Regions from separate parts of the Homo sapiens genome. Here region 2 is linked to region 1. Evidence: read pairs that join two places in POLR2A ChIA-PET (ENCODE). Cell type or tissue: A673. All regions are shown on one strand. Each heading gives the region's core, and the rest is flanking DNA. Links, peaks and the distances in the headings are about the cores only. Region 1 holds the start of PCSK4 (proprotein convertase subtilisin/kexin type 4). Region 2 overlaps ATP8B3 (ATPase phospholipid transporting 8B3).

Region 1 (11,673 bases), core at 80-8,079:
TGATGTGCCTGTACATCCCCCATCGTGCCTCTAGGCCCTGAGCCTTGTGCCTGTAACTGGTCAACGTGTCCATGTCCCCCACCGGGGTTGAGAGCTCCCCAAGGGCAGGCAGGAGCTCGACGCTGGGCAGTGGGGGTGGGTGCGGAATAGCTGCCCAGTGAAGTGTTTGCAGCCGGGCGCGGTGGCTCACACCTGTAACCCCAGCACTTTGGGAGGCCGAGGCAGGTGGATCACGAGGTCAGGAGATGGAGACCATCCTGGCTAACACGGTGAAACCCCATCTCTACTAAAAATACAAAAGATTAGCCAGGCATGGCGGTGTGTGCCTGTAGTCCCAGCTGCTGGGGAGGCTGAGGCAGGAGAATGGCGTAAACCCAGGAGGCGGAGCTTGCAGTGAGCCAAGATCGCGCCGTTGCACTCCAGCCTGGGTGAGGCTCCGTCTCAAAAAAAAAAAAGTGTAATCTGCAACGATAGCCATCTCATTCCAGGCCCTTTGGGAGGCACTGGGAAAACAGGCCAGTGTTTCAATATAAGGGATGGCAGAAACCTGCAAGGGAGGCCAGGCTGTCATGAAGACTTGATTCTAGAGCTGAGAAAGGCAACTGTTTCATCTGTTATCTTAGCGCAGGGTTTCTCTGCCTTGGCACTGCTGATGTTCAGGGCCGGGTCATTCTTGGTTGTTTTCGGTGGAGAGGGGGAAGTGGCTGTCCTGGACACTGCAGGGTGCTGAGCAGTGTCCCTGGCCTCTGCCCACTCCATGCCATCAGCCCCCAAGTCATGACGACTACAGGTATCTCCAGACATCACCCAGTGTCCCCTGGGGCGGGGTGGGGGGCAGGGCTACCCCCTTTGAGAACCTCCTGTCTTGGAGGCAGCAAACCCCAGCATCTCGATCCCCTGGGTGGAGGAGAGCCCTTTGGTCGGGTGTGCACTCACCAGCCGGCACTGAGTGAGGCTGTGGCTGCATGGAGCCTCAGTTTCCCCCTTGGTAAGTGGGAGTAGTAATGGCCCCTGCCTCCTATGGTTACAAGTTAACAGAGAGAACGCCTTTCTGCACGTTTATTTCTATTTATTTTCGAGATGGAGTCTTGCTCTGTCACCCAGGCTGGAGTGCAGTGGCGCAATCTCAGGTCACTACAAGCTCGCCTCCCAGGCTCAAGTGATTCTCCTGCCTCAACCTCCTGAGTAGCTGAGCGTACCACCATGCCCAGCTGATTTTTGTATTTTTAGTAGAGACGGGGTTTCACCATGTTGGCCAGGCTGGTCTCAAACTCCTGACCTCAGGTGATCCGCCCGCCTTGGCCTCCCAAACTGCTGGGATTACAGGCGTGAGCCACCGCCATCAGCCTTTCTGCACATTTATTAAGTGCCTTCAGGCAACTATAACACAGTCCCAGCAAGGAGGGTGTTCAGAGAAAAACGTGTGTGTGTGTGTGTGTGTGTGTCCAGCTCAGCCCCAATCCTGAACCTGGCTCTGAAAAGAATGACTACGACAGCTGCATTTATTAAGCGCCTATTGTGTGCCAGGTTTTGTGCTTTTCCTGAATTATTCAACAGCCAAAACTGGGGGTGGGTGGGTGTTGCCCAAGGTCACACAGGGAACCTATGTGCTCCAGAGAGCTTGGACAGCCTTCTTCCTCCTCCCCTGGGGCTGCTATCTGCAGAGTGAGATAGAGGCCACTTCTGGACCAAAGGGCAGAGGCCCAAGTCCCCCCAGCCCCTCCCACCTGCTTTAGTCTTTATCCAAAAGCACCCAAGGTCAGGGGTAGGAGGAGTCCCCCAGCTGGTCCCAGGAGTGGCCTCCCAGTCACTGTCCCCTCTGAGTTTCTTCGTATGTTACCCAGGGGTGTGGGATTTGTCAATTTAAAGGAGGTGGGAGATGGGGATGAGGGACTGCCATCTCTCCCCGGGCCTGGCTCGTGGGGAGGAATGACTCTCCCAGGGCGTCCCTCCCCTAAATCCCTTTTCCTGCAGCTTCAGCGACGGGAGGATGACCTTGGACATCAGAACTGTGGAGGGAGGCCCAGCCCCCAAGATTAGCAGCAGATGGGACTGGGGGTGGGCAGGGTGGAGGACTGTATGCTTCAGACAGAACAGGCACAGAGGCAGCCCCTGCCTCCCTGTGCCTCAGTTTCGTCTCTGGTGACACGGTGCCCCAGGCAGCCCCTCCCTGCTGCCTGCCTCCTGGGCGCTCTACGACCTAAATTCCTGCCCACTAGCCCCAGGGATGTGGAAAGGGAGGGCAGAGGTCAGGGACCTGCTCCCGGGGGCAGGCACAGCCGGGCCATGCCCATGCCACCTGCTGCGCTGCACATGGGACCAGGCACCTGGGGACCTCCAGGGTGTGGGCACAGACTTCAGACTGTTCTGGCGCTGCCTGGCATGGGAACCCCCAGATGGTGGGAAAATTGGGGGGGAACTGGACTCCTGGGATCCACCTGCAGAAGGTGCTCAAAAAAGTGGCACTGTCCTCTACCCAGAATACCCCAGGCCCAGAGCAAGTCCTTGTGAGTCATTCTGCGGAGCTTCCTGGAAGAGAAGGCAGAGCCAGTGGGGCTGGGAGCACCACACAAACGGAAGAAAGGCTGGGTGCAGTGGCTTCCACCTGTAATCCCAGAGCTTTGGGAGGCTGAGGCAGGAGGATCGCTTGAGCCCAGAAGTTTAAGACTAGTCTGGGTAACATAGTGAGACCCTGTCTCTTAAAAAAGTTAATTTTAAAAAGTTTTAGGCCAGGCAAGGTGGCTCATGCCTGTAATCCCAGCAGTTTGGGAGGCCGAGGTGGGCAGATCACCTGAGGCCAGGAGTTCAAGACCAGCCTGGCCAACATGGTGAAACCCCGTTTCACCATGTTGAACGGCTAAAAATACAAAAGTTAGCCGGGCATGGTGGTGGGTACCTGTAATCCCAGCTACTTGGTAGACTGAGGCAGGAGAATCGCTTGAACCCAGGAGGTGGAGGTTGCAGTGAGCCAAGATCACACCACTGCACTCCAGCCTGGGCAGCAGAGCAAGACTCGGTCTCAAAAAAAAGTTTTAAAGGTGGGGAGGGAGGCATTTAAGGAGCGTTTACTACATGCTCTTGCTAGAGATTTGGAAAGGGGAAGGGGCGCGCAGCGTCACCAAGGGTGAAAGTCACGGAAGAACTGTAATGGAGTCACAATCGGGGTGCCTGGATCTCCGGCTCTGTGGGCCCCAGTCCAGCCTCCCCACATCACAGCCGTCAGACAACCCAACTCCGTCTTAACAAACATTTACGCTCGGTGGCACTAAGCCATTGAGCTGGGGGAAGGTGAGCTAGGGCAGGAGAGGAGGAGGAAAGGAGAAGGGTCCTGGGCAGGCCCCCAGGACGGTCCGTTCCCCTTCCCGCCAGGAGCCTCCCCTCAGAAAAACGGGAAGATCTCTACTGTTGCAGCCAGGCCGGGGTCCACGGGGGAAGGGGGACGGCGAAACGCGCAGGACACTGGCATCCCGACCCCTCTGGGGCCACTGGGCAACTGGAAGAACCGGACTTCGGCATGGCAGGCACCCAGCGCCCGGAAGGAGGCGTCGGGGGGCGGCCAGGGGCGGAAGCTAGAGAGGGGTGGCCCGGGAGCAGGGTCGCAGGGCGCGGGCAAGGGAAGGGCTGCGGGCGGACCTCGAGGTCCCAGTCACCTCGCGCGCTCCACCGGCCGGACCGGACCCCGTAGCCGGGGAAGGAGTCCGGTCTGCGACCCCCAGGCCCATGGCCTCGGTGTGCCCGTCGGCGAAACGGGCTAGCGCCGACGGCTCACCTGCAGCCAGATACCGCTTCTCCACCCCGGTCTTGGCCTCCAGCGCCCCCAGCACTTCGGTGACCAGGTTCCTTTGCTCCAGGAAGTGCTCCACGCGCTGCCTCAGGCCGTCCATGGCCCCGACGCGCCCGGGGTTGGCTGCTCGAGCTCGCCCGCGGACCAGGGCACCCACCCCGCTGCACGCGCACCGCTTTCCCGCAGCCTGAGCCGCGATGCTCCGGCCCCGCGCCGGTGTCCGCCCCCGGCCCCCCGCTAGGACCAATGGGAGGGCAGGGCGGACAAAGGAGGAGGGGCCTGCCCCGTCTCCCCCGCCGCATAGCCCTCCGCCACGGCCGCCGCTGCCCAGACCCCGCCGGGAGAGGGCGGGGCGCGGCGGCCCAGGGCACCGATTGGCCGGGCCGGAGCGAGACGTAGCTGATTGGAAGGGCGGTGTCAGAGGATGGGATTATTGGCTGAAGGGTGGAGCCAGGGCGAGGAGAGGCGTGGGGGGGCGGAACCGGGGGGAGGGGCTAAAGAAACATCCGAGCCGATTGGAGAAACGGGACGCGATTCATTGGCGAGACCAGTGGAGGGCGGGGCTGATCACAAAGGAGGCAGGGCGGAATGGTAGGGGCGGGAACGGGGCGAGGCTTATCGGAGGAGGCGGGATTACGCAAAAGAATGATTCTGATTAGGCCGGACAGGAGGCCGGGCTGATTCTCGAAGGAGGGGTGTGTTGGAAAGTGGGAGAGGTCAAACAAAGGGTAGGACGCGTTATCGCAACAGTGAACCCGCTTCTCTGGGTTAGTCTTGTCGTTGTACAAATGGGAAAACTGAGGCTCCCGAGGGTGTGGGTCTGCGGAAGACGGGCAGGCGTGCGTCCCTCTCCCGCTTCTGTTAGATCTTCGCGCCCCTCCTGGCTGAGTAGCCGCAAGGCCCCCTGGGAGTCGAAGCCTTCTGCGTTGCTATGGCGCCGGGGGCGGGTCGGACGCCTGGGCCCACTCGGCGGTTTGGCGGGAGGGAGGGGATTTGCGCAGGCCCCGCTCCCGCCCCGCCTCCATGCGGCCCGCCCCGATTGCGCTGTGGCTGCGCCTGGTCTTGGCCCTGGCCCTTGTCCGCCCCCGGGCTGTGGGGTGGGCCCCGGTCCGAGCCCCCATCTATGTCAGCAGCTGGGCCGTCCAGGTGTCCCAGGGTAACCGGGAGGTCGAGCGCCTGGCACGCAAATTCGGCTTCGTCAACCTGGGGCCGGTGGGTGGGACCGGGATAGACGGGAAGTGGGGGCTTGGAGGGGACTGAACAACCCTAGACCCCGACAAGGGGGAGGGAGCCCACAAGGTCTTCTAAATATCAAGAGTCCCAGCCCACCCCTGCCTCAGCCAAGCTCAGCTTCTGGGACTCCCAGAGAGCACCTGCTGGGGAAGGACAAAGAAGGGGGCTGTTACCGGCCCTCGGGGGCTTCAGCAGGGGAGCCGGGTCCCATCGGTGCGGCCGCTTCCCCACATCCCCAGATCTTCCCTGACGGGCAGTACTTTCACCTGCGGCACCGGGGCGTGGTCCAGCAGTCCCTGACCCCGCACTGGGGCCACCGCCTGCACCTGAAGAAAAACCCCAAGGTGAGCCTGGCCTGGAGGCCAACCCCCTGCCCGGGGTCTCAGCTGCCTCCTGGGGCCACCAGCCATCTTCTGTGGTTCTCGTGGTTGTTATGAACAGCTGTGTGCTTTCTGTGGCTCAGACCCGCCCGGGCCCCAAGTCTATACAGCAAGAGGAGGCAGGAAGACCCAGATACGGAAATCATGGCGCCTGCCAGGGCCTGGTACACAGTGGGCACCTCTTGTCCTCCCCCTCCCTCCTCTGGGCCCCAGGGGCTCTGGTAAGGAGGGACAGACGGCGTGACTTCCCCACCGTCTAGGTCATGGGATGGAGGGAAGGGGATTTTACGACACCGTAATGGGTTCCAAAGAGTAGGAGGCTTGGCCCGGCGCGGTGGCTCACGCCTGTAATCCCAGCACTTTGGGAGGCGGAGGCGGTCGGATCACAAGGTCAGGAAATCGAGACGAGATCCTAGCGAACACGGTGAAACCCTGTCTCTACTGAAAATACAAAAAAATTAGCCGGGCATGGTGGCAGGCGCCTGTAGTCCCAGCTATTCAGGAGGCTTAGGCAGGAGAATGGTGTGAACCCGGGAGGCGGAGCTTGCAGTGAGCCGAGATCGCGCCATTGCACTCCAGCCTGGGCGACAGAGCGAGACTCCGTCTCAAAAAAAAAAAAAAAAAAAGTAGGAGGCTTACAGTCACCCAGTGGCCCTCAGGACGCAGTGTCCAGGCGCTCAGAAAGGGGCCTGGGTCCCATCGGGCTGGGCCCTGTCTAGAAAATGCCTGGGATGTCAAGCTGAGGGGTTGGGATGGAGCCTGGGAAGCCCTCGGAGGCCAGGAAGTGCCTTGAACAGGACTGGACAGCTGCCTGCTTACAGCACCGGGAGGGAGAGCAGTGGCCAGTTCCTGATGTGGTTTGCAAGAGAGAAGCCAGGCCTGGCGTGGTGGTTCATGCCTGTAATCCCGGCACTTCGGGAGGCCAAGGCAGGCAGATCACTTAAGCTCAGGAGTTCGAGACCAGCCTGATCAACATGGCGAAACCCCATCTCTACTAAATGTACAAAAATTAGCCGGGCATGGTGGTGTGCGCCTGTAGTCCCAGCTACTTGGGAGGCTGAGGTAGGAGAATCGCTTGAACCCAGGAGGCAGAGGTTGCAGTGAGCCAAGATTGCGCCACTGCACCCCAGCCTGGGCGACAGAACAAGACTCTGTCTCAAAAAAAGAAAAAAAATAAGGAAGTGATGCAGGAGAGAGATAGAAGGATCTAGAACAGGGATGGGGGAGAGAGTGGGGTGGGGACCCGGGGACCTGCAGTCACCCGCGGCAGCAACGACGCGTCTGTGGGCCCAAGGACAGGTGGTCCAAAAGCCTCGACCCCTTCCGACTGCAGACAGAGCCCCAGGCACATGGGGACCCTGGAGAGCAACCCCCACAAACACAGGGTCCCAGGGCACGGGGCTGCCTCACTCCCTGAACCACGAGGGGCCCCAGGGGCGAGCAGGGGACAGGCCTGATGCACCCTCTGCTCTGCAGGTGCAGTGGTTCCAGCAGCAGACGCTGCAGCGGCGGGTGAAACGCTCTGTCGTGGTGCCCACGGACCCCTGGTTCTCCAAGCAGTGGTACATGGTGAGCAGGCAGCCAGGGTGGGTAGACGGGGACGGGGCCGCTGGCGCCCTCAACTCCAGGCCCTCACAGGGTCACAACCCCGCCTCCCCCTGCAGAACAGCGAGGCCCAACCAGACCTGAGCATCCTGCAGGCCTGGAGTCAGGGGCTGTCAGGCCAGGGCATCGTGGTCTCTGTGCTGGACGATGGCATCGAGAAGGACCACCCGGACCTCTGGGCCAACTACGTGAGACCGCGGGTGGCTGTGGGCGAGGGCTGCCCCAGGTGCCGAGGCTGGCACCACCCTAGGGACGCCTCCCGGCCCCCTCATATCCCCACCTGCCCCCAGGACCCCCTGGCCAGCTATGACTTCAATGACTACGACCCGGACCCCCAGCCCCGCTACACCCCCAGCAAAGAGAACCGGTGAGCAGGGCTCCCACAGCACACGGGGGAAGCCCCAGTACCCGGCAGGGGGATGGAGGCCGTGACAGGAGCCCCTCTTGGCCCTGGCACCAGGCACGGGACCCGCTGTGCTGGGGAGGTGGCCGCGATGGCCAACAATGGCTTCTGTGGTGTGGGGGTCGCTTTCAACGCCCGAATCGGAGGTACCCGGGGTCCCCCAGCGGCACCATTCCGGGACAGAGAGGGAAGGGGGTGACTCTGGCGGGGAGCTGGGCCCAAGGACTCGGGAGCCCACCCTCTCACTGCTGGGTGGTGCTAGGGCCCCAGACTCCAGGGCTTGGGGGGTGCTGAGCCAATACGAATGGTCCCACTCCAGGGAGCAGAGAGAGGGCCCAGGTAGGGCTGGGGAGTGGTGTGGAGTGGCGCGGGGCGGGCTGGGGTGTGGGGAAGGGCAGGGCCGGTGGCAGCGGCCCTCCCGCCCTGGCTCTGCAGGCGTACGGATGCTGGACGGTACCATCACCGATGTCATCGAGGCCCAGTCGCTGAGCCTGCAGCCGCAGCACATCCACATTTACAGCGCCAGCTGGGGTCCCGAGGACGACGGCCGCACGGTGGACGGCCCCGGCATCCTCACCCGCGAGGCCTTCCGGCGTGGTGTGACCAAGGTGAGTGGCAGCCCGAGGAGGGCAGGGGTGGCAGGCCAGGCCGACGCCCCCTCCCCGCCCCTCCTGGTTTCCCAGGGCCGCGGCGGGCTGGGCACGCTCTTCATCTGGGCCTCGGGCAACGGCGGCCTGCACTACGACAACTGCAACTGCGACGGCTACACCAACAGCATCCACACGCTTTCCGTGGGCAGCACCACCCAGCAGGGCCGCGTGCCCTGGTACAGCGAAGCCTGCGCCTCCACCCTCACCACCACCTACAGCAGCGGCGTGGCCACCGACCCCCAGATCGTGAGTGCAGCCGCCCCAACAGGGTCCCCTCCCCAGGCCCTGCCATCCCAGCCTGGCCTCCTCCTGTCCCCACCACTGTGACTTAGCACCCTCCCAAAGCTGCTTTGAAAATGCAAATCCAGGCCGAGCACGGTGGCTCACACCTGTAATCCCAGCACTTTGGGAGGCTAAGGCAGGCAGATCACAAGGTCAGGAGATCAAGACCATCCTGGCTAACATGGTGAAACCCTGTCTCTACTAAAACTACAAAAAAAAAAGGCCAGGCACGGTGGCTGACGCCTGTAATCCCAGCACTTTGGGAGGCCGAGGCGGGTGGATCACGAGGTCGGGAGATCGAGACCATCCTGGCTAACAGAGTGAAACCCCGTCTCTACTAAAAATACAAAAAATTAGCCGGGCGTGGTGGTGGGCGCCTGTAGTCCCAGCTACTCGGGAGGCTGAGGCAGGAGAATGGCATGAACCCGGGAGGCAGGGTTTGCAGTGAGCCGAGATCGGGCCACTGCACTCCAGCCTGGGCGACAGAGTGAGACTCCGTCTCAAAAATCAATCAATCAATCAATCAATAACCCAAATCCAGGCCAAGCACAGTGGCTCGCGCCTGTAATCCCAGCACTTTGGGAGACCAAGGTGGGTGGATCACCTGAGGTCAAGAGTTCAGGACCAGCCTAGCCAACATGGCAAAACCCCATCTCTACTAAAAATACAAAAAAAAATTAGCCAGGCATGGTGGCGGGCGCCTGTAATCCCAGCTACTCAGGAGGCTGAGGCAGGAGAATCGCTTGAACCCCAGAGATGGAGGTTGCAGTGAGCCAAGATTGCACCACTGCACTCCAGTTTAGGCCACAGAGCGAGACCCTGTCTCAAAACAAAACAAAACAAAACAAAACAAAAACAAATCCAGCCGGGCGCAACAGCTCACTTTGGGAGGCCAAAGTGGGAGAATCACTTCAGCCCAGGGTTTCTTTTCATTTGTTTGTTTTTGAAGATGGAGTCTGGCTCTGTCGTCCAGGCTGGAGTGCAGTGGCGCGATCTCAGCTCACTGCAAGCTCCGCCTCCCGGGTTCACACCATTCTCCTTCCTCAGCCTCCTGAGTAGCTGGGACTACAGGTGCCCGCCACCATGCCCGGCTAATTTTTTGTATTTTCAGTAGAGACAGGGTTTCACCATGTTAGCCAGGATGATCTCGATCTCCTGACCTCGTGATCCGCCCACCTCGGCCTCCCAAAGTGCTGGGATTACAGGTGTGAGCCACAGTGCCCAGCACTTTCTTTTTTCTTTTGAGATGGAGTCTCGCTCTGTCACCCAGGCTGGGTGCAACAGAGTGAAGTGGCATGATCTCAGCTCACTGCAACCTACGCCTGCCGGGCTCAAGCGATTCTTGTGCCTCAGCCTCTTGAGCAGCTGAGACCACAAGCATGCCACCATGTCCTGCTAATTTCTTTTGTATATTTTGTAGAGATGGCATTTCACCATGTTGGCCAGGCTGGTCTCCAACTCCTCAGGTCAAGCGATCCACCAGCCTCGGCCTCCCAAAGTGCCGGGAATAGCAGGCCACGCCACCATGCCCGGCTAATTTTTTTGTATTTTCAGTAGAGACGGGGTTTCACCATGTTGGCCAGGCTCTTAGTTCTTTTTGAGCATAGTCCTTGTTACTTCTTGAACTCAGTCCTTGGAGTCCTTGGTACCTTTTTTTTTAAATTTTTTTGAGACAGAGTCTCACTCTGTCACCCAGGTTGGAGTGCAGTGGTGCAATCTTAGCTCACTGCAACCTCTACCTCCCAGGCTCAAGCGATCCTCCTGCCTCAGCCTCCTGAGTAGCTGGGATTACAGGTGCACACTACCACACCCAGCTAATTCTTGTATTTTTCCTGTAGAGACGGGGTTTCACCATGTTGCCACAAGCTGGTCTCAAACTCCTGAGCTCAAACAATCTGCCCGCCTCAGCCTCCCAAAGTGTTGGGACTACAGGCGTGAGCCACTGTGTGGCCAGTCCTTGGTACTTTTTGACTTCAGTTCTTGGTACTATTTTTTTATTTTTTTGAGATGGAGTCTTGCCATGTTGCCCAGGCTGGAGTGCAACGGTGTGATCTTGGCTCACTGCAACCTCTGCCTCCTAGGTTCAAGTGATTGTCTTGCCTCAGCCTCCCAAGTAGCTGGGATTACAGGTGCCCCGCCACCATACCCGGGTAATTTTTTTGTATTTTTAGTAGAGACAAGGTGTTGACCAGGCTGGTCTCGAACTCCTGACCTCCGGTGATCCACCCACCTCGGCCTCCCAAAGTGCTGGGATTACAGGTGTGAGCCACCGCACCCAGCCCTTGGTACTTTTTGAATTCAGTCGTTAGTACTTTTTTTTTTTTAATCCAGAGTCTGGCTCTGTTGCCCAGGCTGGAGTGCAGTGGCGTGGGTGTGATCTCCGCTCACTGCAACCTCTGCCTGTCGGGTTCAAGTGATTCTCCTGTGTCAGCCTCCCGAGTAGCTGGAACTACAGGTGCCCGCCACCATGCCTGGCTAATTTTTGTATTTTTGTAGAGTTGGGGTTTCACTATGTTGACCAGGCTGGTCTTGAACTCCTGACCTCAGACAACACGCCCGCCTCAGCCTCCCAAAGTGCTGGGATGACAGGCCTGAGCCACTGCGCCCGCCCAGTCCTTGGTACTTTTTGAAGAAGGGCTGTATTCTCACTGTGCACGGCCCCCCGAGTCCCACCCCCCTCTGCCCTCAGGTCACCACGGACCTGCATCACGGGTGCACAGACCAGCACACGGGCACCTCGGCCTCAGCCCCACTGGCGGCCGGCATGATCGCCCTAGCGCTGGAGGCCAAGTAGGTGACTGCGGGGCCCGGTCCACCGCCCTCGCCCCCAGGCGCGGCCCGGCGGCTCACCCGCCCCCGCCCCCGCCCCCCGCAGCCCGTTCCTGACGTGGAGAGACATGCAGCACCTGGTGGTCCGCGCGTCCAAGCCGGCGCACCTGCAGGCCGAGGACTGGAGGACCAACGGCGTGGGGCGCCAAGGTGCGGCGGGGCCGGGCGGGGGCGGGGACCCGGGGCCCACGGGGCGAGTGACTGCTGCCCTTCCGCGCAGTGAGCCATCACTACGGATACGGGCTGCTGGACGCCGGGCTGCTGGTGGACACCGCCCGCACCTGGCTGCCCACCCAGCCGCAGAGGAAGTGCGCCGTCCGGGTCCAGAGCCGCCCCACGTGAGACCCCTGCGCGCCCCTCCGCTATCCCCGCTGGGGGTGTGGGGGACAGGCCTGAGGCCTCAGTTTACCCATCTGTAAAACGAGGGCTGGACCCCGTGACCTCTGAGCCCCGACCTCGCCTGCTGGCCGCCCACCCACCCCCCAGCAGGCCGCAGGAGGGTCCTCA
Region 2 (15,992 bases), core at 3,527-11,526, 300 kb before region 1:
GTGAGCCAAGGTCACGCCACTGCACTCCAGCAGCCTGGGTGATAGAGAGAGACTCCATCACACACACACACAAAAGACACCACAAAGGGGTGGCATGCACCTGTTGCCCCAGCAACTTGGAAGGCTGAAGAGGGAAGATGTCTTGAGCCCGGGAGGTTGAGGCTGCAGTGAGCTATGATCGCACCACTGCACTGCAGCCTGGGCCACAGAGTAGGACCCCATTTCTAAGAACAATAAAGCATAAAAAGTGGCTGGGTGCGGTGGCTACGCCTGTAATCCCAGCACTTTGGGAGGCTGAGGCGGGCGGATCACTGGAGGTCAGGAGTTTGAGACCAGCCTGGCCAACATGGTGAAACCCCATCTCTACTAAAAATACAAAAATGAGCCAGGCGTGGTGACATGAGCTTGTAATCCCAGCTACTCGGGAGGCTGAGACAGGAGAGTCACTTGAACCCAGGAGGCTGAGGTTGCAGTGAGCTGAGCTTGTGCCACTGCACTCCAGTCTGGGCGACAGAGCAGGACTCTGTCTCAAAAATAAATAAATAAATAAATAAATAAATAAATAAATAAATAAATAAAAATAAAAAAGAACAAAAACCCCAGGAGGAGGAAACAAAGTGTGTCCCACGGATGGGGCTGCATCCCGCTCCAGGCTGTCCTTTTGGGGTCCCTGGGAGACAGGAAGGGGCCACATCCCGCTCCAGGCTGTCCTTTTGGGGTCCCTAGCCCGCATCCCGCTCCAGGCTGTCCTTTTGGGGTCCCTGGGAGACGGGACGGGGCCGCATCCGGCTCCAGGCTGTCCTTTTGGGGTCCCTGGGAGACAGGATGGGTGTGCTCCCCTCTTCCCCGCTTTCTGCAGGTGGTGGAAACTGAGGTCAGCTTTCGCCCCAAGATTGCTCGGGGTGTCGGTTCCAGGGCCACAGGCCTGGCTTGTGTGGCTGCACCAGTGGCCCCCGGAAGCCTGAAACTAGGGGTCAGGGGCTATGGGATCCCGAATGGGGGGCCTGTGGGAGCTGAAGCAGGAAGCTGTGTCTTTCCCCAGGGCCGGATTCAGAGGCCACGACCCGACCTAAGGTGAGCCTGCCTGGCTTGCAGCGCGGGACGGTGAGGGGGACGGGGCACGGGGAGCGGCCCACCCACAGCCGGCCCGTGCCCCCGCCACCCCCAGGAGAACCCCTACCTCTGGAACAAGTTCGCCGACGGGAAGCTGCTCTTCCACAATGCGGCCCTGCTGCACCTCGTGCGGACCAACGGGGACGAGGCCGTGCGGGAGTTCTGGCGCCTGCTGGCCATCTGCCACACGGTGATGGTGCGGGAGAGCCCCCGTGAGCGCCCAGGTGCGCCCACCCACCTCCCCATCTCTGAGGCCGCTCAGCCCCCGGGGCACGGCAGTGTCCCCAGCCCCGCAGCTCACCCGGCCCATCTTCCAGGGCTTTCAGCTGGCTTGGGGGGCGCTGAGGCCGGTGTGACACCAGCCGCACCTCGAGGGCGTCCGGGCCTGGAGCCCAGACAGTGCTGACAAGCATCGTGGCGGGAGGGCGGACGTGTCATCGTCAGGGCTAAAGGATGTCCAGGCCTGCGGTCGGAGCCCGAGGATCTGTTGTTGAGCGGGAAGGTCGTCTAGTCTCAAGTGCTCACCTCCATGCATTGGGTTGTACAGGCGGGGGTCCCCGGCCACCATCAATAAAGGTGTAGCCCAGGCGATACCCATCTCCTCCCTGCACTGTGGAGATGGAGACGGGCTCCACCACGTGACCCCAAAATGGCCCCCCTCCCTACCAGACCAGCTGTTGTACCAGGCGGCCTCCCCCGACGAGGGGGCGCTGGTCACCGCAGCCCGGAACTTCGGCTACGTGTTCCTGTCCCGCACCCAGGACACCGTCACGATCATGGAGCTGGGGGAGGAACGGGTCTACCAGGTCCTGGCCATAATGGACTTCAACAGCACGCGCAAACGGATGTCGGTGCTGGGTGAGCCCCGCCACCCAAGCCCTGGGCCCCCCAAGGTGGGGCGGGCAGACGGGGAGCCTCTGTGGGCAGCAGGGCCTGTTCCCCCACAGTTCGAAAGCCAGAGGGCGCCATCTGCCTGTACACCAAGGGCGCCGACACGGTCATCTTCGAACGCTTGCACAGGAGGGGGGCAATGGAATTTGCCACAGAGGAGGCCTTGGCTGTGAGTCCCTTCAGGAAGGCTGGCTTATGTGTGTGTGTGTGTGTGTGTGTGTGTGTGTGTGTGTGTGTGTGTGTGTGTGTGTGTGTGTGTAGGGACAGGAGGAGGAGGAGGCAGGGGAGGAGACTGTACGGAGAAATGGAAGGCTGCAGGTACCTGGGATGGCTATGTACAGTGAGGTATGTTGTGCACTGTACAAAACACCCTCCCCCGGCAACACACAAAACACACACACACCGGCTGGGAGGCAGCTGAACTCCCAAGTGTAGCCCCCAGAGAGAGAGCGTCTTTTTCTTTTTCTTGTCTTGTCTTTCTTTTCTTTTCTTTGAGACAGAGTCTTGCTCTGTCGCCCAGGCTGGAGTGCAGTGGCACAGTCTTGGCTCGCTGCAACCTCCGCCTCCCGGGTTCAAGTGATTCTCCTGCCTCAGCCTCCCGAGGAGCTGGAATTACAGGCACACGCCAGTGCACCCAGCTAATTTTAATATTTTTAGTAGAGATGGGTTTTCGCCATGTGGGCCAGGCTGGTCTTGAACTCCTGACCTCAGGTGATCTGCCCCCTTGGCCTCCCAAAGTGCTGGGATTACAGACATGAGCCATCGCGCCCAGCCTGCCTTTTCTTTTTTGAGAGGGAGTCTTGCACTGTTGCCCAGGCTGGAGTGCAATGGTGCAATCTTGAGTCACTGCAACCTCTGCCTCCCAGGCTTAAGCTATCCTCCTGCCTCAGCCTCCTGAGTAGCTGAGACTACAGGCGCCCGCCACCACGCCCGGCCAATTTTGTATTTTTAGTAGAGATGGGGTTTCACCATGTTGCCAGGCTGGTCTCCAACTCGTGACCTCAGGTGATCCACCCGCCTCGCCCTCTCAAAGTGCTGGGATTACAGGCGTAGGCCACCGCGCCCGGCCAAGGGTGTATTTTTCTCATTTGCACAAGACGACCGTGCGGTTGAGCTGGCCCAGCTGCCAGGACACACTCAGCTCCGTCTGCTCCAAAGCTTCCCACTCTGTGGGGGAAGCCCGAACTCCTCGGCCCAGGATTTGAGGCTTTTTCTGTCCCCTGCTGACCTCTCCAGCCTGGTCTCTCTTTGGCCTCACCAAGGGACTCCCTAGGACCCAGTTTCTGGCTTGTGACTTCCCCACTCTCAGGTGCTGCCTTGGCACCTTTGCACATGCTGTTTCCTGTGCTGGGAGGGTCTTCCCTGCACCTTTGTCATTCAGAAGCTTTCGGTGTCCTCATGACTCAGCCACAAGCTCCCCACACATGGGGCCTTTCCTGCCCCACCCCCTGCCAACATGGGGCTGTCATCACCCCAGGCTGCCTCCCCCTGGTCCAGCCCTGACCCTACAGGGCCAGAGGATTCTGCGTCCAGCCTGGGGGCTCCTCACAGGTTCTGCTGGGGCCCCAGCAGCATGGAGCACAGGGCAGCGGGGTGTGTGTGGGAAGATGTCCTGTGTCCCCTGCTCTGCCAGGATGTGGGGGCACTCTGAACTGGAAGTGCGGTCACAATAATGACCTAGAGCCCAGGAGCTCAGCAGGTCAGCTTAGCTCAGCCACCCCAGGGAATGGATGGGTAAATTGAGGCCGGAAGAAGGGTCAAGGCCTGTCGGAGGCTGCCAATGTCCGTGAAGCTCCTCTGCTGTGTCAAGCCCAAGCTCTTGGACCCGTGCCCCATCAACAACAAAAGGGAAATCAGACATGGTGGCGCGTGCCTGTGGTCCCAGCACTTTGGGAGCCTGAGGCAGGAGGATCGCTTGAGTGCAGGAGGTGGAGGCTACAGCAAGCTGTGATCGCACCACTGCACTCCAGCCTGGGCGACAGGGCGAGACCCCTGTCTCTTAATAAACAGGCTGGCGCGATGGCTCACGCCTGTAATCCCAGTGCTTTGGGAGGCGGGCAGATCATTTGAGGTCAGGAGTTCGAGGCCAGCCTGACCAACCTGGTGAAACCCTGTCTCTACTAAAACTACAAAATCAGCCAGATGTGGTGGTGCAGGCCTGTAGTCTCAGCTACTCGGGAGGCTGAGGCAGGAGAATCGCTTGAACCCGGGAGGCAGAGCTTGCAGTGAGCCAAGATCGCGCCACTACACTCCAGCCTGGGCAACAGAGTGAGACTCCATCTCAAAAAATAAATAAATAAAAATAAATAAATAAACAAATTTGAGACCTAAGGCCACCCCTTGGAGCACAAAGCTGGGGGCAGGGTCGGGGGGTAAGAAGCCGTAAGGGCACCTTCCTTGGGGACCCCCCGACCACCCTTGGGGTGCCTGCTCTCTGGGCCTGCCCAGTTTCCTCCCAGCCCCTAGAGGCCCCAACCCTGGGTCTGGCCCTTGAGAAATGAGGGGCCCAAGGAAGGGGCTCAGAGAGCCAAAGTTGAGGGGTCAGAGGGAGGGGCCTGGGACTGGGGGAGCCCCAGCTGGGGAAGGCACCGGGTGGGTGGACTGCATAGAAGGTCTTGAGTGATAGTCAGAATTCGCCATGCAGGCCAGGTGTGGTGGCTTCTGCCTGTAATCTCAGCGTTTTGAGGCTCAGGTGTGCAGCTTGCTTGAGCTCTGGAGTTCGAGACCAGCCCAGGCAACATGGTGAAACCACCTCTATTTAAAAAATATATATATATACAAAGAAATTAGCCGGGTGTGATGGCATGTGCCTATGATCCCAGCTATTTGGAAGGTAGAGACAGGAGAATCACTTGAGCCCAGGAGTTCGAGGCTGCAGTGAGCTATGATTGGGCCACTGCACTCCAGCCTGGGTGACAAAGTGAGACCCTATCCCCCACCCCCGAGAAAAAAAAAAAAAAAGAATTTGCTGTGCAAAGCATAGGGAAGGTGTTCCTGGCAGGGAAACAGTCCTCCAAGAAGGTCTGGAGGCAAAAGAGAGCTGAGGGTCTGGGGGTGGGAGCAGGTGTCTGAGACAGAGTAGGTGGGGAGCAGGGGCAGCTCAGTTTTCTTTTCTTTTTTTTTTTTTTTGAAACAGAATCTTGCTCTGATACTCAGGCTGGAGTGCGATAGGGCGATCTCAGCTCACTGCAACCTCGGCCTCCCAGGTTCGAGGGATCCTCCCACCTCAGCCTCCTGAGTAGCTGGGATTCCAGGCATGCGCCACCACACCTGGCTAATTTTTTATGTGTTTCGAGTGGAGACGCGGTTTCACCGTATTGGTTAAGCTGGTCTCAAACTCCTGGCCTCAAGTGATCCGCCTGCCTCGGCCTCCCAAAGTGCTGGGATTACAGGTGTGAGCCACCACGCCCAGCCCTCTTCCCCGCTTTCTTTCTATTGTTTTTTCTATTTTTTTTTTTTTTTTTGAGATGGAGTCTCACTTTGTCGCCCAGGCTGGAGTGCAGTGGTGTGATCTCAGCTCGCTGCAACCTCCGCCTCCCAAGTTCAAGCAATTCTCCTGCCTCAGCCTCTCAAGTAGCTGGGACTACAGGCACCCACCACCATGCCTGGCTAATCTTTGTATTTTGGGTAGAGACAGGGTTTCACCATGTTGGCCAACCTGGTCTCAAACTCCTGGCCTCAAATGATCCGCCTGCCTCAGCCTCCCAAAGTGCTGGGATTGCAGGCGTGAGCCACCGTACCCGGCCTCAGACCAGTTTTCTGAATCCCTTCTGGCTGCTGTTGGCTGGGGAGGCAACAGGCTTTTGGTTGGGGGACCCAGGCTCCGGAGCCCGGCAGGGGGTTGGGGAGGGCTGAGCCTCGGATGTCGGCTTCAGCATGGTGACAGCTTCCACCTGCCCGGCCCCCAGGCCTTTGCCCAGGAGACCCTGCGGACACTGTGCCTGGCCTACAGGGAGGTGGCTGAGGACATTTACGAGGACTGGCAGCAGCGCCACCAGGAGGCCAGCCTCCTGCTGCAGAACCGGGCACAGGCCCTGCAACAGGTGTACAACGAGATGGAGCAGGACCTCAGGGTGGGTGGGCAGCGGGGGCACCCAAGGGGGCCCTGGGACTCTCCTGCCCCCGCCAGGGAGCTGGACGGCTGCTCAGCATCTTCCCCGCCCTGCCCTCCTCCCCCACCAGCTGCTGGGAGCCACAGCCATCGAGGACAGACTCCAGGACGGTGTCCCTGAAACCATCAAATGTCTCAAGAAGAGCAACATCAAAATATGGGTGCTCACCGGGGACAAGCAGGGTGAGTCCCGGGCAGCTCCGGGTGGCTAAGCCCCTGCAGCATGGGTCTTCAAACTTCCCTGAAGTTTGAAGGCTCACACCTGTCATCCCAGCACTTTGGGAGGCCGAGGCGGGCGGATCACTTGAGGTCAGAAGTTCGAGACCAGCAGGGCCAACATGGTCAAACCCCGTCTCTGCTAAAAATACAAAAATGGGCCTGGCCAGGTGTGGTGGTGCGCATCTGTAATCCCAGCTACTCAGGAGGCTGAGGCAGGAGAATCGCTTGAACCTGGGAGGCAGAGGTTGCAGTGAGCCAAGATCGCACCATTGCACTCCAGCCTGGGCGACAGAGCGAGACTCTGTCTCAAAAAAAAAAAAAAAATGCTGCAACTCTCAGAGGAGCGCAGTGGCACATGCTTGTGGTCTCAGCTACTCCAGAGAAACGAGGCAGGAGGCTCGCTTATGCCCAGGAGGTTGAGGCTGCAGTGAGCCGTGATTGCGCCACTGCCCTCCAGCCTGGGTGACAGAGTGAGCCCTTGTCAAAAAAAAAAAAAGTGATTTTCAGGGTGCCCTCTGTCGGCCAGGAGCCAGCCCAGGGAAACATATTCAATTATTTCCCTTCTGATTTAAAAAGATATTGAGACATTTTGTGGGTTCCTGAAGGCACTGTGGATCCTAGGCACATGTGCCTGCTGATCCTGGCCTCAGACACATCTCTGGGCAGCCCAGTCCCGGCCAGAACTACAGCCAAAATCTCAGGGCTGGCTCTCATTGGTGAGCCTGGGTTACAAGCCCTTCTCTGAACCAATCACCATGGCCAGGGGGTGGGGCATGTGGCTGCCATTGGTCGGGCCAGGATTCACCGGGCAGAGTGGGCGTGGCCCCCAGGCAGCCAGTGCGGGGCGGGTCGCAGAGGCGCTGAGCTGGTCTGCTTCGCAGAAACGGCTGTGAACATCGGCTTCGCCTGCGAGCTGCTGTCAGAGAATATGCTCATTCTGGAGGAGAAGGAGATTAGGTAAGAAGTGGGGAGTTGGGGGGTGAGCAAGGGGAGTGGGGAGGTGAGGACAAGGAGCACCCAGGTGCGTGTCTCACTGGACGGGGAGCCCAAGGCACAGTGGGAAGGGGGGGATTGAGAGGGGAGGGAAGGGTAGGAGGAAGGAGTGTGGTAATGGGGAGTGGAGGGAGCTTGGAGGGAAGGGGGAGGGGCAGTGGAGGGAGAAGGGGAGAGGCAGAGGAGGGGGAGGAGCAGAGGAGGGAGGGGGAAGAGGGAGGGAAGGTGAGGGCAGGGGGAGGGGCAGGGGTGGCGAAGTGGGCAGTGGAGGGAGAGGGTAGGGGAGAGGGAAGGGAGGGGAGGGGAGAGGGGAGGGGAGAGGGAAGGGAGGGGAGGGGGAGGTGCAGGGGTGAGGGAGTGGGCAGTGGAGGGGAAGGATGGGGGCAGTGGGGAGGAGGGGAGGGGCAGTGGAGGGAGGGGGAGGGGAGAGGGAGGGGAGGGGGGAGCAGCGGAGGGGAGTGGGCGGTGGAGGGGGAGGGGAGGAGAGAGGAGGCAGAGGGGAGGAGAGAGGGAAGGGGGAGGGGCAGGGGTGGGGGAGTGGGCAGTGGAGGGGAAGGGGAGGGGCAGCGGCGGGAGGAGGAGGAAAGGGGAGGGGAAGAGGGAAGTGGGGAGGAGAAGGGGCAGGGGTGGGGGAGTGGGCAGTGGAAGGGGTGGGAGGGGCAGTGGAGCCCCCGGGGAAGTGGGGAGAAGCCCGCCCCCTCCCCTGCCCCGCTGACCCCTGCGCCCCGCAGCCGCATCCTGGAGACCTACTGGGAAAACAGTAACAACCTTCTAACCAGGGAGTCCCTGTCGCAGGTCAAGCTGGCCTTGGTCATTAACGGAGACTTCCTGGTCAGTGTCGCTCAGGGTGGACGGCGGGGTCCCGGCGCCAGGGAGGGGCCTGGAGGGGCGGCGGGCTCGGGGTGGGGACTGCTGGCGAGGCCGAGGGCCGGGTAGGGTCCAGTCTGGCCTGGAGGCCACGGCGCCTGGCACAGCCCCCTCCCCGCCGGCCAGGACAAACTGCTGGTGTCCCTGCGGAAGGAGCCGCGCGCCCTGGCGCAGAACGTGAACATGGACGAGGCGTGGCAGGAGCTCGGCCAGTCCAGGAGGGATTTCCTCTACGCCAGGCGCCTGTCCCTGCTGTGCCGGAGGTTCGGGCTCCCGCTGGCTGCACCGCCAGCCCAGGACTCCAGAGCCCGCCGTAGCTCCGAGGTGCTGCAGGAGCGCGCCTTCGTGGACCTGGCGTCCAAGTGCCAGGCGGTCATCTGCTGCCGCGTGACGCCCAAGCAGAAGGCCCTGATCGTGGCCCTGGTCAAGAAGTACCACCAGGTGGTGACCCTGGCCATCGGGGACGGTGCCAACGACATCAACATGATCAAGAGTGGGTGGCGGCGGCGGGGCTGGGGGTGCCTGGGACGAGTGGGGGGCGGCTGACGGAGGCGGTGGTGGGACTGGGGGGACCTGGGGCAGGTGAGGGGGGCGCTGATGGAGGCGGCGGTGGGACTGGGGGGACCTGAAGCAGATGGGGGGGGCTGATAGGGGGCAGAACAGTGCGGGGGTCTGGGGGGGCGGGCGGGACTGGGGGCGTGCGGGGGGCTGACCAGCTGCTTGTGCCCTGCAGCCGCGGACGTGGGCGTGGGGCTGGCGGGCCAGGAGGGCATGCAGGCAGTTCAGAACAGCGACTTCGTGCTCGGCCAGTTCTGCTTCCTGCAGCGCCTCCTGCTGGTGCACGGCCGCTGGTCCTACGTGCGGATCTGCAAGTTCCTGCGCTACTTCTTCTACAAGAGCATGGCCAGCATGATGGTGCAGGTCTGGTTTGCCTGCTACAACGGCTTCACCGGCCAGGTGCGTCCCCCACCCTGGCTGCCCCATGACCAGGGCCTCTGGGGATGCCCTGCCCCTCCCATAGCTGCCAGGAGCAGCCCTGGACGCACTGAGAACCCTGGGATCCTCGGTGGACAGGGCTTGCCTGAGGCCACATGGCAAGGCTGCGTTAGTGGAGGCCTAGAGTCCAGGTGAAGGGAGGTGACGGTCCCTGTCTAGCTCTGTGCCCAACACCTTCCAGGATATTTGTTTCGTTTTGTTTTGTTTTGAGACAGAGTCTCACTCTGTCACCCAGGCTGGAGTGCAATGGCACGATCTCGGCTCACTGCAGCCTCCGCCTCCCGGGTTCAAGTGATTCTCTTGCCTCCACCTCCCAAGTAGCTGGGATTACAGGCGTGTACCATCACGCCTGGCTAATTTTTGTATTTTTAGCAGAGACAGGGTTTCACCATGTTGGCCAGGCTGGTCTCGAACTCCTGACCTCAGGTGACCTGCTCACTTTGGCCTCCCAAAGTGCTGGGATTACAGCGTGAGCCACCGTGCCCGGCACACTCAGAGCTTTCAAGCAAGGGCAGGCACTGCACATGGACCTCCTCTTCTGGGGAGAGTTGAGTGAACAAGACCTTGAACCCCAGAGAAGATCCGATTGTGGGAGCTGGGGCTCTGGTCCAGACTCTGAGCGGTATCCTGACAAGGACTAGAGGAGCCCCAGGGCAGTGCTATTCCCTGCGTGTAGGGAAACTGCTGGGAAGCAGGTGCCTTGGAGAAGGAATGAGCTCCCATCACTAATACCTGGGCATTTGAGAGGGAGCTTTACAGAAACCCCTTAGTAAGTATATATTGGTTTCTGTTTTATTTTTATTATTATTACCTTTTGAGACAGAGTCTCACTCTGTTGCCCAGGCTGTCGTGCAGTGGCATGATCTTGGCTCACTGCAACCTCTGCCTCCCGGGTTCAAGTGATCCTCCTGCCTCAGCCCCTCTAGTGGCTGAGATTACAGACACCTGCCACCATGCCTGGCTAATTTTTATATTTTTAGTAGAGACAGGGTTTTGCCATGTTGGCCAGGCTGGTCTCGAACTCCTGACCTCGTGATCTGCCCATCTCAGCCTCCCAAAGTGCTGGGATTACAGGCATGAGCAATCGCACCCAGCGTTTTTTTTTTTTTTTTTTTTTTTTTTTTTTTTTAGACAGAGTTTCACACTTGTTGCCCAGGCTGGAGTGCAATAGTGTGATCTCGGCTCACTGCAACCTCCGTCTCCTGGGTTCAAGCGATTCTCCTGTCTCAGCCTCCCAAGTAGCTGGGATTACAGGCGCCTGCTACCACGCCCAGCTACTTTTTATATTTTTAGTAGAGACGGGGTTTCACCGTGTTGGCCAGGCTAGTATCAAACTCCTGACCTCAAGTGATCTGCCCGCCTCGGCCTTCCAAAGTGCTGAGATTATAGGCGTGAGCCACCGTGCCCAGCCTGTATCCTTTTTTGATGCCATCCAATTAAAACAAAAACTCAGAGGTGCCATTATGAGGGAATTTGATCATGCTTTCCTCCCTCCCTTTATCTTGCCGCCTTTATCAGGCCGCACTTCACCCCACCCCAGTCCCAGCCCCAACCTTGAGTGTAACTCGACCAGAGTTACCTCACCCAGAACCCTCCCTGGGTGCCTGCTTGGCAGGCTCCTTGGGTGCCTGGAGGCTGACTTGTTCTCCTTGCCCTTCTCCCCCGGCTCAGCCCCTGTATGAAGGATGGTTCCTGGCTCTTTTCAACCTCCTGTACAGCACCCTGCCAGTTCTCTACATTGGGCTCTTTGAGCAGGTGAGCAGGGCAAGGCCGGGTCTTCCTTCCAGGTCTCTGCTTAGCCTCTCCTCCTCTCCTCCGCTCCTTGGGGCGGGGAGAGGGAGCCTGGGAGACCTTCAGGCCATGGGGTGGGGCTCAGGGGGTGCAGTCCAGTACCTCTCCCTGCCCACTGCCATTGACCTTCTCCCACCGGAGCCTACGCTCATCCCGGGGCCATCCAGCTCCTCCTGTGTGTGGGAGCCCCCACCCTGTGCTGGAGCCCCCGTGCCTCTGTCTACCCATCCATGCAATGGGGAGAGAGGATCAGAGCAGATGACTCTGCTAGGTTTATCATCCCCCAGCTCCAAGAGGCCCTGGCTACGTGATCTGGGGTTGGGAGGGTGGGTCACATGGAACGTTCCAGATGATGGAAGTGTCCCACAGCTATGCAATCCAACACAGAAGCCAGCAGCCATACGTGCCCATGAGGAACGCTTGTGTTGCGGCTGGTGTGACCCAGGGACTGGATTTTACATCTCATTTCATGTTTGCTAGAATCTTTTTTTTTTTTTTTTTGAGACAGGGTCTCGCTCTGTCGCCCAGGCTGGAGTGCAGTGGCACAATCTCAGCTCACTGCAACCTCTGCCTCCCGGGTTCAAGCGATTCTCCTGCCTCAGCCTCCTGAGTAGCTGGGATTACAGGCGTGCACCACCATGCCCGGCTAATTTTTTTATTTTTAGTAGAGACAGGATTTCGCCATGTTGGCCAGGCTGGTCTTGAACTCCTGACCTCAGGTGATCCTCCCACCTCGGCCTCCCCAAGTGCTGGGATTACAGGCGTGAGCCACCGCACCTGGCCTTGCTGGTATCTTTAACTGTGGTGGAATACAAATCACGTAAACTGCCCCGTCTCAGCCAGACTCATGCGCACAGCCCAGCATCACCTAGTGCGTTCGTGTGGCCAAGTGACCAACCTCCAGAGCTCTTTCCATTTCATTTTATTTTATTCTGTAGACGAGGTCCCATTCTCTCACCCAGGCTGGAGTGCAGTGGTGCGATCACAGCTCACTGCAGCCTCCACTCCTGGGCTCAAATGATCCTCCTGCCTCAGCCGCCCAAGTAGATGGGATTACAGGTGCGCACCACCACACCCAGCTCCTTTAAAAGGTTTTTTTGGAGATGGGGGGTTTCACTATGTTGTCCAGGCTGGTCTCAAACTCCTGGCCTTAAGCGATCCTCCCACCTTGACCTCCTAAAGTGCTGAGATTACAGGCGTGTGCCACCGTGCCTGGCCTTACTTTATTTTAACTCACTTAAACTCAAAGAGCCACACACAGAGAGTGGCCACCCTACTGGCCTGCCCGAGGAGATCCTGATCTCTGTTGGGTGTCCCCCGCCCCCCACCCAATCCCAAGAGCTTCTGCTTGCCCCAAGGACGTGAGCGCAGAGCAGAGCCTGGAGAAGCCGGAGCTGTACGTGGTGGGGCAGAAGGACGAGCTCTTCAACTACTGGGTCTTCGTCCAAGCCATCGCCCATGGTGTGACCACCTCTCTGGTCAACTTCTTCATGACACTGTGGATCAGCCGCGACACGGCGGGACCCGCCAGCTTCAGCGACCACCAGTCCTTTGCGGTCGTGGTGGCCCTGTCTTGCCTGCTGTCCATCACCATGGAGGTGGGCAAGGTCCTCACCTCCCCGGGGCCTTGGACATGGCCTATGGAGGCCTCCTCCCCTGGGGACCCCTGCTTTGGGGGCATTGCCAGGTGCCCTTCCTGGACCCCAGGGGCTGGTGTCCTGGTGCAAGCCCCGCTAGGCCCCGGATTTACCCCACCGCTGCCTGTCCAGGTCATTCTTATCATCAAGTACTGGACCGCCCTGTGCGTGGCGACCATCCTCCTCAGCCTTGGTTTCTACGCCATCATGACTACCACCACCCAGAGCTTCTGGCTCTTCAGAGTATCCCCCACGACCTTCCCGTTTCTGTGTGAGCCCCCATGGGGAAGTGGGACGGGCGGTCGTGGTGCAGGGGAGCCCCGATGGAAGAGGTTGCAGGTTGCTCATGACAGTCGTCCGGCAAAGTGTCCTGGGGAAGGCGCTCCTTTATGGACCAGGCACAAAGGCACCAAGGCGCTCCCTAGCCTGGGGGCATCCTTGGAGCTGGGGGTAGGCTCTGCTGTGACCCCGCCCTGTCCCCAGATGCCGACCTCAGCGTGATGTCCTCTCCCTCCATCCTGCTGGTGGTCCTGCTGAGTGTGTCCATAAACACCTTCCCTGTCCTGGCCCTCCGAGTCATCTTCCCAGCCCTCAAGGAGCTACGTGCCAAGGTGAGGTGGGCCTGGGCCTGGGGTCCTCATCTGGTACATTCCAGGACCCTGGTTGGGGAGCCGTGCAGGGCGTAGGGACTGCAAGGTGTCCCGGCCCCTCTCGGCCCTCCAAGACACTAGGCTTGGGGGAAGGGTGGGTGCGGAGCCCCGGACACACGCCCAGTGCCCCCGGGGCCCGATTTCCCAAGAAGGGAGACCTCACTCCCCCGACAAAGCAGCAGAGAGCACCCAAACGCCGCCCTGGATTCCAGTGCTGATGCCATCGGGCTCTTAAGGTTTTATTTATTTATTTATTTTTACTTTTTGAGAAGGGTCTTGTGCTGTCACCCAGGCTGGAGTGCAGTGGCACAATCTCGGCTCACTGCAGCCTCGACCTTCCGGGCTCAAAGGATCCTCCCACCTCAGCTTTCCAAGTAGCTGAGACCACGGGCATGTACCACCACGCCCAGCTAATTTTGTAGTTATTTTCTAGAGATGGAGACTCATTATGGTGCCCAGGCTGGTTCAAACTCCTGGGCTCACGCAATCCTCCTGCCTTGGCCTCATAACATGTTGGGATTTCAGGCATGAGCCACACTGTGCCTGGCTGACACCATCAGATTCTACCGTGAATGATCTAGAGCTTGGGGGTTGAGATGACGGAAACAACCTTGAAATGGTTTAGGCAAAAGGAGGAACTTAGAAATAAGAGTCTGTTGACAGATGAGTGGGTCAACACGGCACGCTCCATCTGTGCAATGAAACACGCCTGAGCCGTGAGAAGGAGTGAGGCTCTGACACAGGCCACAGCGTGGATGCACCTTGAGGACATGTGCTCAAGGCCAGGCGCAGCGGTTCACACCTGTAATCCCAGCACTTTGAGAGGCTGAAGCAGGTGGCTTGCTTGAGCCTGGGAGGTTGAGGCTGCAGTGAGCTATGATTTTTGCCACTGCACTCCTATCTGGGCAACAGAGCAAGACCCCACCTCAAAAAAAAGGGAGGGGACTTACTAGCCCACGTAACCAAAGCATGCATGGAAAAGCAAGTTGCAGCTGAGATGGGCCCCAGAATTGACTGGAATGGTGTACCTGCCCTGCCACCTCTGTTCTCCCTGCCCAGCTCCTGCCACCTTTACTGCACAGGCTGGGCACCTGGCTGTCCCAGGCTCACCTCTCCTGGATTTGCCACCAAAGGGCAGCCAAGGCACCTGGTGGCTGGTCCAGAGTCGGGGAAGGACTCTGATTGGCTGAGCCAGGGTTAAGTCCCAGGGAAGGACTCTGATTGGGTGGTCCCGAGTTAAGTCCCAGGGAATAACTCTGATTGGCTGATCCAGGGTTAGTTTCCAGGGCAAGGCCAATTAGTGGGTCTTGAAAAGCAAAGGACTAGAGTCCTCCTTAGAACTCAACACTGAGAGTCGAGGACTCTAATTGGCTCAACTTGGGTAGGGAAGAACGTAGCCAATCAATAGTGGCCAAGGGCTTTGAATCCTGCCTCTCCTACTTGGGGGACCTGAGAGCCATCAGCCAAGCATAGGAGTCTGCTTCCCCTGCTCTCCCCTTTGCTCTTCAGGAGGAGAAGGTGGAGGAGGGCCCCAGCGAGGAGATTTTCACCATGGAGCCCTTGCCTCATGTACACCGGGAGTCTCGTGCCCGCCGTTCCAGCTATGCTTTCTCCCACCGTGAGGGATATGCAAACCTCATCACTCAGGGCACAATTCTGCGGAGGGGACCAGGGGTCAGCAGTGACATAGCATCTGAATCCCTAGACCCATCTGATGAAGAGGCAGCTTCGAGCCCAAAAGAGTCACAGTGACACCTCAGGAAGATGTCCTTCCTGGGGAAGAAGAAGCACCAGCCACAGGGGCAGGTGTCCTCCCAGGAAGTACAGCTCCCCCCTACACCTAGCTCATCATTTTCTATGGATAGACAATCCGCTCTTCATCCAGAAAACCAACCTGCCCTCCCCAAATATGTGCTCACCAGCAGCAACAGGCTATCTGAGTCTTTCCAAGAGCAATTGCCAAGGGCACAGGAGAGGTCATTGTCACCCAAGCAGAGGCCACCTTCTCCTGAGAAGTTGCTGTTGACCAAGGAGAGGTCACATTCTTTTCAGGAGAAATCACTGTTGCACAGAGAAAGCCAGCTGTCGTCATTTGAGAGCCAGCCACAGCCTCTGGGGAGCCAGTCATTTCTTTCAGGCCAGCTGACGTTGGAGAGCCAGCCAGACTCCTCGGAGGAGAAGTCAGCATTTTTGAAGCCCTCCACACCGTTCCGGAAGAGCTGGCAAAAGGAGCCTCACACCCCCAAGGAGGGGACGGTGCCACTTCCAGACAAGACCCACAAATCTCAGGTGGAGACTCTGCCACCAAGTCTGGAAGAATCGTCCACGTCCACGAGCGAGCAGCCTATGGAGGTGGAGCTGTGGCCCGCGGAGAAGCAGTCATCATCATCCATGGAGTGGCTGCTGGTGCCCGGGGAGGAGCAGCTATCCTTGCCCCCAGAGGAGCAGTCATTGCCCTCTGCGGAGGGGACCAGGGTTCAGCAGTGACGTAGCATCTGAATCCCTAGACCCATCTGATGAAGAGGCATCTTCGAGCCCAAAGGAGTCACGCTGGCATATCAGGAAGATGTCCTTCCTGGGAAGAAGAAGCTCCAGCCAGTTCTGCTGCAAGTCAACCAGCATGCAGGGGGCCTTCCTCTAAAGACAAGGACTCCACATGCTTTTCTTTTTCTAATAAACCAGGGTCCATCTGACCCCAGCGCTAATTCAGGCTCCCTCTTTCCC

The links. ChIA-PET counts read pairs that join two places held together with the same protein. Peaks named below come from ENCODE experiments on the same cell type or tissue, not always from the same donor. Only the 100,000 strongest peaks of a DNase experiment are listed, where the experiment ranks them.
Region 2: POLR2A ChIA-PET joins it to region 1 with 18 read pairs; 2 of 35 experiments call an interaction of 5 or more read pairs at or near these places.

The regions. Positions count from the first base shown.
Region 1 is chr19:1,483,481-1,495,153 of GRCh38, reverse strand. It overlaps PCSK4 (proprotein convertase subtilisin/kexin type 4), which reads left to right and starts at 4,804. Exons shown (of 15, transcript NM_017573.5): 1 at 4,804-4,996; 2 at 5,257-5,361; 3 at 6,874-6,966; 4 at 7,062-7,190; 5 at 7,293-7,369; 6 at 7,463-7,551; 7 at 7,841-8,013; 8 at 8,089-8,301; 9 at 11,027-11,127; 10 at 11,213-11,316; 11 at 11,387-11,504. The coding sequence starts at 4,808. It overlaps REEP6 (receptor accessory protein 6), which reads right to left and starts at 3,973. Exons shown (of 5, transcript NM_138393.4): 1 at 3,770-3,973. The coding sequence starts at 3,884. RefSeq lists silencers at 3,725-3,844, 3,875-4,414, 4,635-5,064. In A673, for the core only: no CTCF peak of the experiment used is centred there; DNase peaks (open chromatin) are centred at 4,333 and 4,723; H3K4me3 peaks cover 1,967 bases; H3K27ac peaks cover 1,170 bases.
Region 2 is chr19:1,782,056-1,798,047 of GRCh38, reverse strand. ATP8B3 (ATPase phospholipid transporting 8B3) reads left to right here. Exons shown (of 29, transcript NM_138813.4): 15 at 1,043-1,074; 16 at 1,169-1,337; 17 at 1,783-1,971; 18 at 2,061-2,173; 19 at 5,913-6,047; 20 at 6,187-6,298; 21 at 7,216-7,291; 22 at 8,059-8,158; 23 at 8,321-8,687; 24 at 8,928-9,151; 25 at 10,862-10,945; 26 at 12,340-12,579; 27 at 12,751-12,889; 28 at 13,102-13,229; 1 more. The coding sequence ends at 15,020. Among named protein-coding and RNA genes, the nearest start is that of ATP8B3, 22 kb to the left of the region's middle. RefSeq lists enhancers at 814-1,625, 1,924-2,218, 1,626-2,438, 7,930-8,752, 9,094-9,143 and a silencer at 1,924-2,218. In A673, for the core only: CTCF peaks have their summits at 6,864 (motif pointing left) and 9,058 (motif pointing left); DNase peaks (open chromatin) are centred at 7,127 and 9,037; H3K27me3 peaks cover 440 bases.